Regions from separate parts of the Homo sapiens genome. Here regions 1 and 3 are each linked to region 2. The links are chromatin contacts, found by Hi-C in ENCODE. All regions are on one chromosome and are shown on one strand. Each heading gives the region's core, a stretch centred on a gene start or an enhancer-like site at or near the end of the contact. The rest is flanking DNA. Distances are from core to core; before and after follow the strand shown.

Region 1 (2,983 bases), core at 437-2,936, 390 kb after region 2:
TCCCTGCCTTGCCCCGGGCCACCTTACCCGGATCCGTGCCGGGGACAGGGATGGGAGGCTACGTGGCGCCGTCGGCATCCATCTCCAGCGGCGTCTCCCCTTCCCTGGGCTGCTCCGCGTCGCCCTCCTCTCCGCTGCGAGGGTAGGCGAGCAGACGCATGGCTGGAGCGCAGGCGGCCTCCACCTGGCGCACCTGCTCTCGGCTCAGGCGCTCGCGCCAGGCGTGCACCGCCTCCCGGGCGTCGCGCGCTGACAGGTGGAAGGGCCGGTCGGCGCCGTAGGCCGCGCCGCGAGTCATGTTGAGCGCGAAGGCATCGAGCGCTGCGAGCGCGCGTAGCCCGGAGAAGCGCAGCAGGCGGCGCAGCTGGGCGCGTGGCTGCCGCACCAGGTCCTCATAGCGCAGCCTCAGGTAGCGGCGCCGCAGCCAGGCGGGCGCGCCGCGCGCGAAAAGCAGATCGCGCAGCCAGGCTTCGCAGATCACCTCGAGCGCACCGGTCAGGAAGAAATCGGCGCGCGGCGCGGCGGGCAGCGCGCGAGACTGGCCCCCGGGGCGAGCACCCACGCCGTGCGCCAGCAGCACACGGTGGAAGCGGTCGCCCCTCTGGCGGGTGCGCAGCACCTGGATGCTCTCGCGCAGCAGTCCCTGCCTAGACTTGAGGCGCGAGTTGTGCACCGCCCTCGGGTCGCGGAAAAGCTGCACCACCTTCAGGTTGAGGCCTGGATCACGCAACAGGGGCACCAGCACGCCCAGATCGAGCAGGCGCACGTCCTTGATGACCACCACCGGGTACTTTCGGCACTCGGCCTCCAGGGCGCGTATCGCCACGGGTGGGCAGCTGCGCTCGCAGGCGGTGTCCTCGACGAGGCCCACCTCGGCCCGGGCACGGGGTGCGCCAGGACACAGTGGCGGCGAGCAGATGACCTTGTTAGTCCGCCAGCGGAAGAGGGCGGCCGTGGTAAGATTGGCCGTGTCCGGGGCGCGCGCAGCGGGGTCCCCCGGCGGCGCGTACAGCCGCAGCACGGAGAAGTCGCAGCGGAAGAGCGAACGCAGCATGTCGCGCAGCGCGCCCTGCAAGCTCTCGGCGTCGCCCGGATACAGCGCCTGCCATAGATGCCACATGGGCTCATACAAGTAGAAAACGTCCGGGTGCTGGTTAAAGAGTTCGCCCAGGAAGGACGAGCCGGTGCGCCAGGTGGCATGCACGTAGATGTGCTGCTTCTCGCGAGACACTGCCTCCCCGACAGCGCCGCTGAGGTTGCTTGGGAACCGAGGAGACTGGTTCGCGCCCCCTTCCTCGGCGGCCCGCGCCTCCGCTCCCTGCTCGCGTTCGCCGGCCGCCGCCGCCTCCAGGCTCCACACTCCCAGGCTGCGCTGCAGGCCGGGGCAGTGCTCGGCGCCCTTGTCCCCGTCGCGGCCGCCGTCCAATACGGAGGGGACGAGCAACAGCACCAGCGTGTACAGCACCAACAGCAGCGCGAACTTGCAGTACTCTCGGCGTCGCCGCCGCCGGCCCTTCATCGTTCACCGACCCTCCAGAGCGGGTCGGGCGCCAGTCTTCTCCCGTTCCTCAGAAATCCCGTGCCAGGTCCGCTCCTGTGGCCTCTCCCGGCCCCTCTGCGCCGGGAGGAGCAGAGCCGCGGGGCCGCGCATCCACAAGGGGAAACTTGGAAGGCGGTGGTGCTACTGACGGCGCCCCTGCCCTCTCGGCTTAGCAGCCGGAGAGCCGCCTATTGGCCGGCTTGGCAGCCGCCCGCCCCGCCTTTCTGCCCGCCTGGGTTCGCCCACGGCTCTGCCAGATCTGGGCGGGGCTGTAGCGGGGCTGGGACGCCGGCTTACCCAGCCAGACCCCCACCTTTCCCCAAACCCTCCGTAATGAAGTCTTCATCAATGACTTCAGGCAAAGGAGGGGCCTGTGTGTACAGAATGTACCCAGTAAAGGGCCATAGACCCCACCCGGAGAAGGTCACTGCCTCTTCTGTTTTATGTCCCCTGCCTAGCCATCGCTATCCTAGGCAGATAAACACTCGCCACTATACATCCAGCGCCCCCATCAGCCCTGGAGTGGGTGTTACTGAGTTCCGGACTGAAAGATAGAAGATTGTACGTGGCAGAGCGGTCCAGGGGGGTTGGAGATACTACTGCATCCACGCAGCACATTTCATAAAGTCTAGCCTTTGTGAAATTCTAAGTGTTGTGTTCCTTAGGGTTTCACCAGCTGATGGGCTCTGCACATTTTACCAATACTCTGGGGCCCAGTTTGGTCATTTGTAAAATGTGAATAATTCTTAGTACCCATGTACCTCCTGGGATTGCGAGATTTGGGGGTTGTTACCACAGTATAACCCAGCCTATTCTGACACCTATGAGCAAAAGACATTTACAGAATCAAAGTGGTAGAATGGTGACCTTTCTCAGGAGCTCGGTGTTTAAAAGGACCCGTAAGAAGAAATGTGTACCCAAAGATAGATGAAAAAGAGACAGGAAGTCCAACAGGCAGATGAAGACTAGAGTTACTAAAATTCAAAACAGAACCAAAAAAGATACATTTTGCTCTGTTTCATCAGGCTAATGAATAAGGAAGTGAGAGCTTCCTTTCACCAGCTTGGGGAAGGTGTTGTAAAGTTAATAAAACATAGAAAGCATATCTACTTATCTCCACCAGGGGAAGGTGTTCAAATTGGAAGAGTGAGAACATATGCAATGCTCTCCACTGGTCTTTTTCATCACGGAAGCTACTCCACCTGTGAAACCACTGACTCAAGCATTTCGTTTTCTTTCCACAATTCCCCTCTTCTTCCAGCCAGTTGTTCAAATCTTCCCTATTCTCCAACCTCCACTTTTTGACCACCACCCCCACTTTCTTCTCAATTTTTCATATTCAGCTGAAAGATGCCATACCATTATTTTAATAACACTCCCTCCAATAAGCTAAACTCACGTGCCCTCTGCCTTTTCATTACTCATCTAGCAAAATCCCCCAAA
Region 2 (3,248 bases), core at 690-3,189:
GTGAGCCACTGCGCCCTGCCACGAGTTTTGATATGGTATATTTTCATCTACATTCAGGCATTCAAGCCACTGTACTGATGAGAAGTGTGACGCTTAGTTTCCAAGTGTTTGGAGAACTTCTTGTAGTCTTTCTGTTTTGTTTTGTTTTTTTCCTTTTTTGAGACAGAGTCTCACTCTGTTGCCCAGGCTGGAGTGCAGTGGCACGATCTCAGCTCACTGCAACCTCCGCCTCCTGGGTTAAAGCAATTCTCGTGCCTCAGCCTCCTGAGCAGCTGGGATTACAGGCATGTGCCACCACGCCCGGCTGATTTTTGTATTTTTAGTAGAGAGGGGATTTCACCATGTTGGCCAGGCTGGTCTCGAACTCCTGACCTTAAGTGATCTGTCCGCCTTGGCCTCCCAAAGTGCTAGGATTAGAGGCGTGAGCCACCACACCCAGCCGTCTTTCTGTTTTTGATTTCTACTTTGATTCTATTATGGTCTGAGAATATACTCTATATGATTTCACTTCTTTTCCATTTGTTGAGGTTTGTTTTATGACCTGGGATGTAGTCAACCTTGGTGAATGTTGCTTGTGCACTTGAAAAGTAAGTATATTATGCTGTTGTTGGGTGAAGCATTCTATAAATGTCAATTAAATCTGGTTGACTGGTGGTGTTATTTCTTCTATATCTTTGCTGATTTTCTGTCTACTGGTTCTATCAATTACTGAAAGAGGGGTATTAACATTCTCAAGCATAATTGTGGGTTTGGGTTTGTCTATTTCTCAATTCAGGTCTGTTGGGTTTTGCTTTGTGTTCTTTGAAGCTCTGTTATGTGGTGCATACACATTTAAAATTGCTATGCCTTCTTGGTGGATCGACCCTTTGTATCATTCTTTTAGTCCCTGGTAATTTTCTTTGCTGTGATATCTAATTATCTGATATTAGTATAGCCACTCCAGTTTTCTTTTGATTGGTGTTTGCATGATATTTTTTTTCCATCCATTTACTTTTTATTTTGAGATACGGTCTTGCTCTGTCACACAGGCTGGAGTGCAGTGGCACAATCGTAGCTCACCATAACCTCCAATTCCTGGGCTCAAGCAATCCTCCTGCCTCAGCCTCCCAGGTAGCTAGGACTACAGGTGTGCACTACTGTGCCTGGTTAATTTTCCATTTACCTTTAAACTCACTGTATCATTACTTTGAATTGGAATAGACTGAAATGTGTCTACTCCATCCTGTCTGGAATGGGAAGTTTGCTCTCTGCACTATTTTTGCAACTCCTGTCTAAATTTATTATCTCAAAATCTCTTAACTCAAAATAAAAAATTAACTCAAAATTTAAAAATTAACTATTAAAAAAGCAAGTATATGATAAAAAGAGCAGTTTATTAATGTTCCTACATATCTGGAAAGTATTAATTTGAGAAAGAGAAAGAATCAACCTATCATTTTGTGAGATTTTCACTTACTGTACTCTTCCAGAGTGAGGAAACAAACAGGCTAAGAAACGGGTAAAACTTACAAGCCTGGGGATAATTGGGAGGCTGACCCCCTATCTGTGGGCCCAGAAGAAAGCAAGTCACTTTGTAACAAGGAAGTATATCTATTTTTCCTCAAAAGATAAATATTCACCACACCTGGTATTCCTGGTTTTGCCTTGGGAGCGGGGAGCTGTTTTCTCAGTCCTTGCATTTTCTAGTCTCCCTGCCTGGATTTTAGTCATTTCACTACTTATTAGCATTCTGAAAGGTTAACAGAATTTAAAATGTGTAACTCGAGAAGAAATAAAAGGCTAATCAGTTAGTTACAACACTTGTTAGTTCTGTAAAAGCAATGATGAGTGAGAAAGCTGGAAAGTACTGACTAAAATATGGCTTTCTGAGAATTAGTTGAGTTCAGTCATTTTTGCTGTTCATGCTCCAGTAGCCGCCCCAGGAAGCCAGATTTGGAAACAGTACCTGAGTCATTTGAGACAAAACAACAAGTTACCCCTGAATTGTTTTAAATGTTAACGAAAGAGATCACTAAAAGATCTAAGTCATGGATGGAACCTAATTACCTCCCCTTGGCCCTAGAAAACCAAAAACATCCAGATAGGAATATGAAACACAGAAGAAAGCAGGTTTTTCCTTTCTATTCATTTCTCCTATTATCTTAGCCCTATTTTAATTATTCTGAGTTAACGCCATTTTACAAAAATGGACAGATAAAAAATTAAACTCAAAATTTTGAAACAAAGACTCTTTGTTGCTGTGTGTGGAAAGTGACCATCTTGTCAAAAAAATACCTGTGAGCCTACAGCATGATTGATTGTTCAATGTGATGAAACTTTCCTGGACCCTAAGCCTCAATATTTTGTTATCTGAAAATCTGCAGTTTAATTTCATCCTTCAAGATCAAAGGCAAATAAATTAACTTGGTCTAGTGATTCCACAAATCTCTAGAGAGCTGCCAGGCAAGGCAGATCCACAGAATAACTCATTAACTTATAATGCTTAAAGCAACTTTGGGAAAACTGTTAGGAATTGAACACAGGCTAAAACTCCTGAAGGCACTCACCAATGTATCTTTCTACACAGTTGACCAGAAAACAGCTAAGCTCTGCTTGACTACTCCAGTGACCAGGAGCTCACTATCTAACAAGCAATTTATTCTAATGTCTAGACAGCTCTAAACATATGGATGATTTTCTATGAACAGAAAAAATCTGCCTTTTAACTTCCAAATTCTGCCTTTATGCTGGATTTCTTTCTGTTAACAGGTTCCAACCTCTCTACCTTTATTCCCAAACCATCTCTTGACCCTACTTCATTTTTCTCTAGCTAATATCCACTTTCTTTCTTTCTTTGCCTTCTCTTGCAAACTCCTCAAAAAGTAGTTTACAGTCTGTAACTCCTTCCTTACTCTCAATCTCTCCTTAATTGCTTCTATCTCACCAGAATTCTTGGAAAAATGTGCATACTTCCCAACCCTCATCTTTAAGTATCTGTATGCTGCATTTGACACGCTGATCACTCTGGCCTTCTTGAAACTACTCCTTTGGCTTCCAGAAGCTTTTTTCAAGTTCCCTGTGTTGCTAACACTTTTTTTCTTCCTCTAACCATCTTGTAGGTGATGGTGGTTCCCTGAAGTGCCCTACCCACATGCTTATGGCTCCCAAAACAAGGTCCTCTGGTCCAGAGCTGGAGATAGAAAGGAAAGGCGAAAGAGACAGGAAGGTAGGAGGGAAAAGCAAAGCAAAGAAGGAAGGAAGAAAGAATA
Region 3 (3,185 bases), core at 188-2,687, 340 kb after region 2:
GGATGATTTTGTCTCTAGGTCTGGCTCTTTATCCAGGTCAGCATGACCTGGGCAGGCAAGGTGGGGAAAGGAGAGTTATGATAGGGGCAGAAATGTGTTACCAATATATTATTTGACCTTGGGAGTCAATAACTATGTCGTTCAGCATTGAATGCCCAGTGCTGAGCACAGTGGCTGGCACATGCAGGAACCTGATAGGTGTTTGTTGGGTGGATGAGGGAATGAGAGAGATGCAGCATGCAACAGGCAGCTTTACTGACCACCTGTGTATGTTGTCCATGAAACCCTATTCTTTTTTTTCCAGTCAGCTTTGAATCTGACTCATCATTGCACTTAATCCTGCAGCAGTCTGCAGCAGACTTCACATTCCATAGGATCTTCTAAATGATTCCATCTACCAAATCAGATTTAATAAGGCTGGCAAAATGTGGTGCTGTGTGGGGTCAATGGGGTGCCACTGTGGCCTTTTGTGGTTTCTTTCTCTTTAAGGGTGGCCACAGCCTGATAAGGCATTTATAGCATTGATGTCCATTCTAGGTCCCTGCTCAAGGGACACAAAGCCATGACCTGGAAAGTTCTGGACATTTTGGGAAGAGTTTTCAATAAGCTTCATTGGAGATTTGGCACCCACTTTAATGAGCTCCAGAAGACCTTTGAGATGATCTTAGAATTGGCCATTATGTCAGTTGGGAGCATGTGGTCTCAGTGAGTTCTCTTTGAAAATTTGCTATTTGACTCTAGCTTTGATTAAGGACTTTAGAAAACAGGAGTTCAGGAACTGAGCACCTCGAGGCTAATTTAGAGTATAACAGTTTGGGAGATCTTGAAACTCAGCCTGAGAAAACCCCAGGGGAAAACATGATGGCCGTCCTTATTTCACCAAAGGAAAGATAATGGCTCTGGTAGGACATGGCTGCCCTATTCTAAAGCATCCTCCACAGAACTGTGGCCAGTCTAGATTAATTTTGTAAGAAAAAAAGGCCAATAGCAGCTGGATCATAAGATTTGGAGAGATTTCATCTTGCTCTGGACCATTCAAAACATCCCCACCCCCTTTGCTGTTTCCCATTGCTCCTACCTCTGCATTCAAGCATCTGTAACAGGAAATAAGTGAAAGGATTTGGCTGGTCATGTAGTAGAACTTACTATGTATCACATGAGCCCTGCGCACTGGGAACACTGGGCTTGTAATTAGATTCAGTAACAAGCTTACTGTCACTTTTCTGTGGAAATGTTTGAGTGAGAAAGCAGCAGGTCCAAAGTGCTGAGGGTTCTTGTATTTAGTCCATGCAGTAACAGCTAAAATAGCCCCCACCCCCAGGTGGAGTGAGTCTCAGGAACCTCCCTGGATGGGCCTGGATGGATGAACTCAGTGTTCCTGTCAGCTCCCAGAGGGCCCCTTGGGCTGAGAGCACCGCACATGTGGTGTTGTGAACGGGCTGGCAGCCACTCGCGCTGCACTCCTAATGGCACCCTGTTTGCCACAGCCCTAGCCAGAAGCTGTGTCACAGCTTCCCCCTGACCTCCTTCCTTCCAGACCTCATACACAGTCATGCAGAGGGCCCCTCAAAGTCAGTTCCACTGACCTTTTGAAAGGTTTTCAAGATTGCTGTCATATGGGGAAAAACATGCAAACTTCAAGCTTGGTTCTCCAGGACACCCTCTTAGAAATGACTCACGCCCTTGTGCAGAGAGGACCTTATTTCTCCAGTTCCTCCTGGTCTGACCTCCTCATTCTAGTGAGCCACTAACAGCAGGGCTCAGTGCACTCTGTGGCCATGAGAAACAGGAAAACAGAAATAAATGGGCTTCTCATTTTTGGGTGAAACCCTGGGTTCTTGCAGTTTCCCCTGAAATAGATCCAGGTCACATGCTCAGTGTTGTCATGAAACTGAAATCAGAGGTAGGGAAAGTCCAGATGTTTGTTCTCCACCAGAGAAAAAAAAGGGCGGTTCTCTTTACCTCATTTTCTAAATAATCTTCCTAAAAACAACAAACAAAAAAGTGACATTTGATGGGAAGGCATGTCTTATAATGAGCACAATTCTCCTCACTGGTCTTGAAGCCCAAGGCTATAAACAGAGTCATGGCTAGGGAGCTACAGAATATTAGCTCATGTGGGAAAAGGAAGGGAGCTGTTGGCTAGAACTTTGCTTCATGTGGGGAAAGCATAAAAATATTGTGGGCAGACTTCAGCTTTGTGTCCCCTGGTAAGTTTGACTCATTAGAACAAAACAAGACAAAAAAAACAAAAAACAAAAAACAAAACTCAGTGCTTTGTTTCTCTGGAGGTCTTGGTGACTTTGCAACCAAAACAAAAACAACCCTAGCTGGAGGCAAGCTGCCCAGCCCTGGGGGTGGCCTCCCACCCCGATAAAGCAGGGGACTTTTCATGCCAGACCAGACAGCTGAGATTTCTGTTGGCCGTACATGCAGACACATCATTCACTTCCTTCCCTGAGTTTACAGAAGAGCACTCATTGATGAGGCCACTTTGGAGCAGCTAAGAGTGTGAATCTGAATTTATCCCAGTTTCACCATATCAACAGGACAAGGTCACAAGCCGGATATTAATGGAGTGTGGAGGAAAGGAAACCACCAATGCCTGTGTATATGCACACGTGTGTGCGTGTCTGTCTGTGTGTATGTAGTGAAAACTGTAGAAAATCAGCAGTTTATTGTTGCGTTCACATATGACTTTCTGAGCAAGTTAGAATCATTTGTTTCTGGGTCCTCCGTGTTTTTTTTTGTTTGTTTTTGTTTCTCCAGGCTGAAATCTGATACCCGTAAATCTGTCACCTAAATCTTTAACTTCAAACAGTTGCAGAGGTGCCTTTCCTCCAGTTGCTACTCTGTGACCACCGCCCCCCCCCCAACCCGCCCATTTTTTTGTGCTTCCAAGTGCCTCCCTTGGCCCCTGATTTCCCTTTCTGCTCTTCCTTTTCTGTTTTCTAAAAACTCAGAGTCAAGATCAATTTATTCATTTATTTGACAAATAGTTATTGAGCACCTGTTCTATTTCAGGCATTCTTTCAGGTTCTGGGAAAATATCTGCAACAAGGTAGATGAATCTGCATCCTGAAGGGCTTGGTGACAAGGTGATAAAGGGTGAGGGTGGAGAGTGGCAGAAGCAAGAGAGTGGAGACACTCAGGCCTCACCAGCCCCACTGAAGCAGAATCTGCAT

What was found. A loop is a pair of places that touch in the nucleus more often than their neighbours do. Pooled maps may share reads with other maps.
Region 1: a loop to region 2 is called in a map with no recorded cell type, with 10 times the contacts of the local background. The contact joins the promoter of CHST7 here to the enhancer-like site in region 2. A Hi-C loop is called at or near these places in 14 of 37 single-sample maps with no recorded cell type and 5 of 50 pooled maps.
Region 3: a loop to region 2 is called in a map with no recorded cell type, with 13 times the contacts of the local background. The contact joins two enhancer-like sites. A Hi-C loop is called at or near these places in 11 of 37 single-sample maps with no recorded cell type and 8 of 50 pooled maps.

The regions. Positions count from the first base shown.
Region 1 is chrX:46,572,468-46,575,450 of GRCh38, reverse strand. It overlaps CHST7 (carbohydrate sulfotransferase 7), which reads right to left and starts at 1,686. Exons shown (of 2, transcript NM_019886.4): 1 at 28-1,686. The coding sequence starts at 1,519. The coding sequence ends at 59. RefSeq lists silencers at 439-498, 619-668.
Region 2 is chrX:46,966,327-46,969,574 of GRCh38, reverse strand. All of the region lies in intron 1 of JADE3 (jade family PHD finger 3), which reads right to left. Among named protein-coding and RNA genes, the nearest start is that of JADE3, 56 kb to the right of the region's middle. Within about 2 kb of position 1,939, at least 2 of the 41 ENCODE cell types and tissues checked have a DNase peak (open chromatin) inside an H3K27ac peak, as active enhancers do.
Region 3 is chrX:46,627,468-46,630,652 of GRCh38, reverse strand. The region is part of intron 14 of SLC9A7 (solute carrier family 9 member A7); the gene reads left to right. Among named protein-coding and RNA genes, the nearest start is that of CHST7, 55 kb to the right of the region's middle. Within about 2 kb of position 1,437, at least 17 of the 41 ENCODE cell types and tissues checked have a DNase peak (open chromatin) inside an H3K27ac peak, as active enhancers do.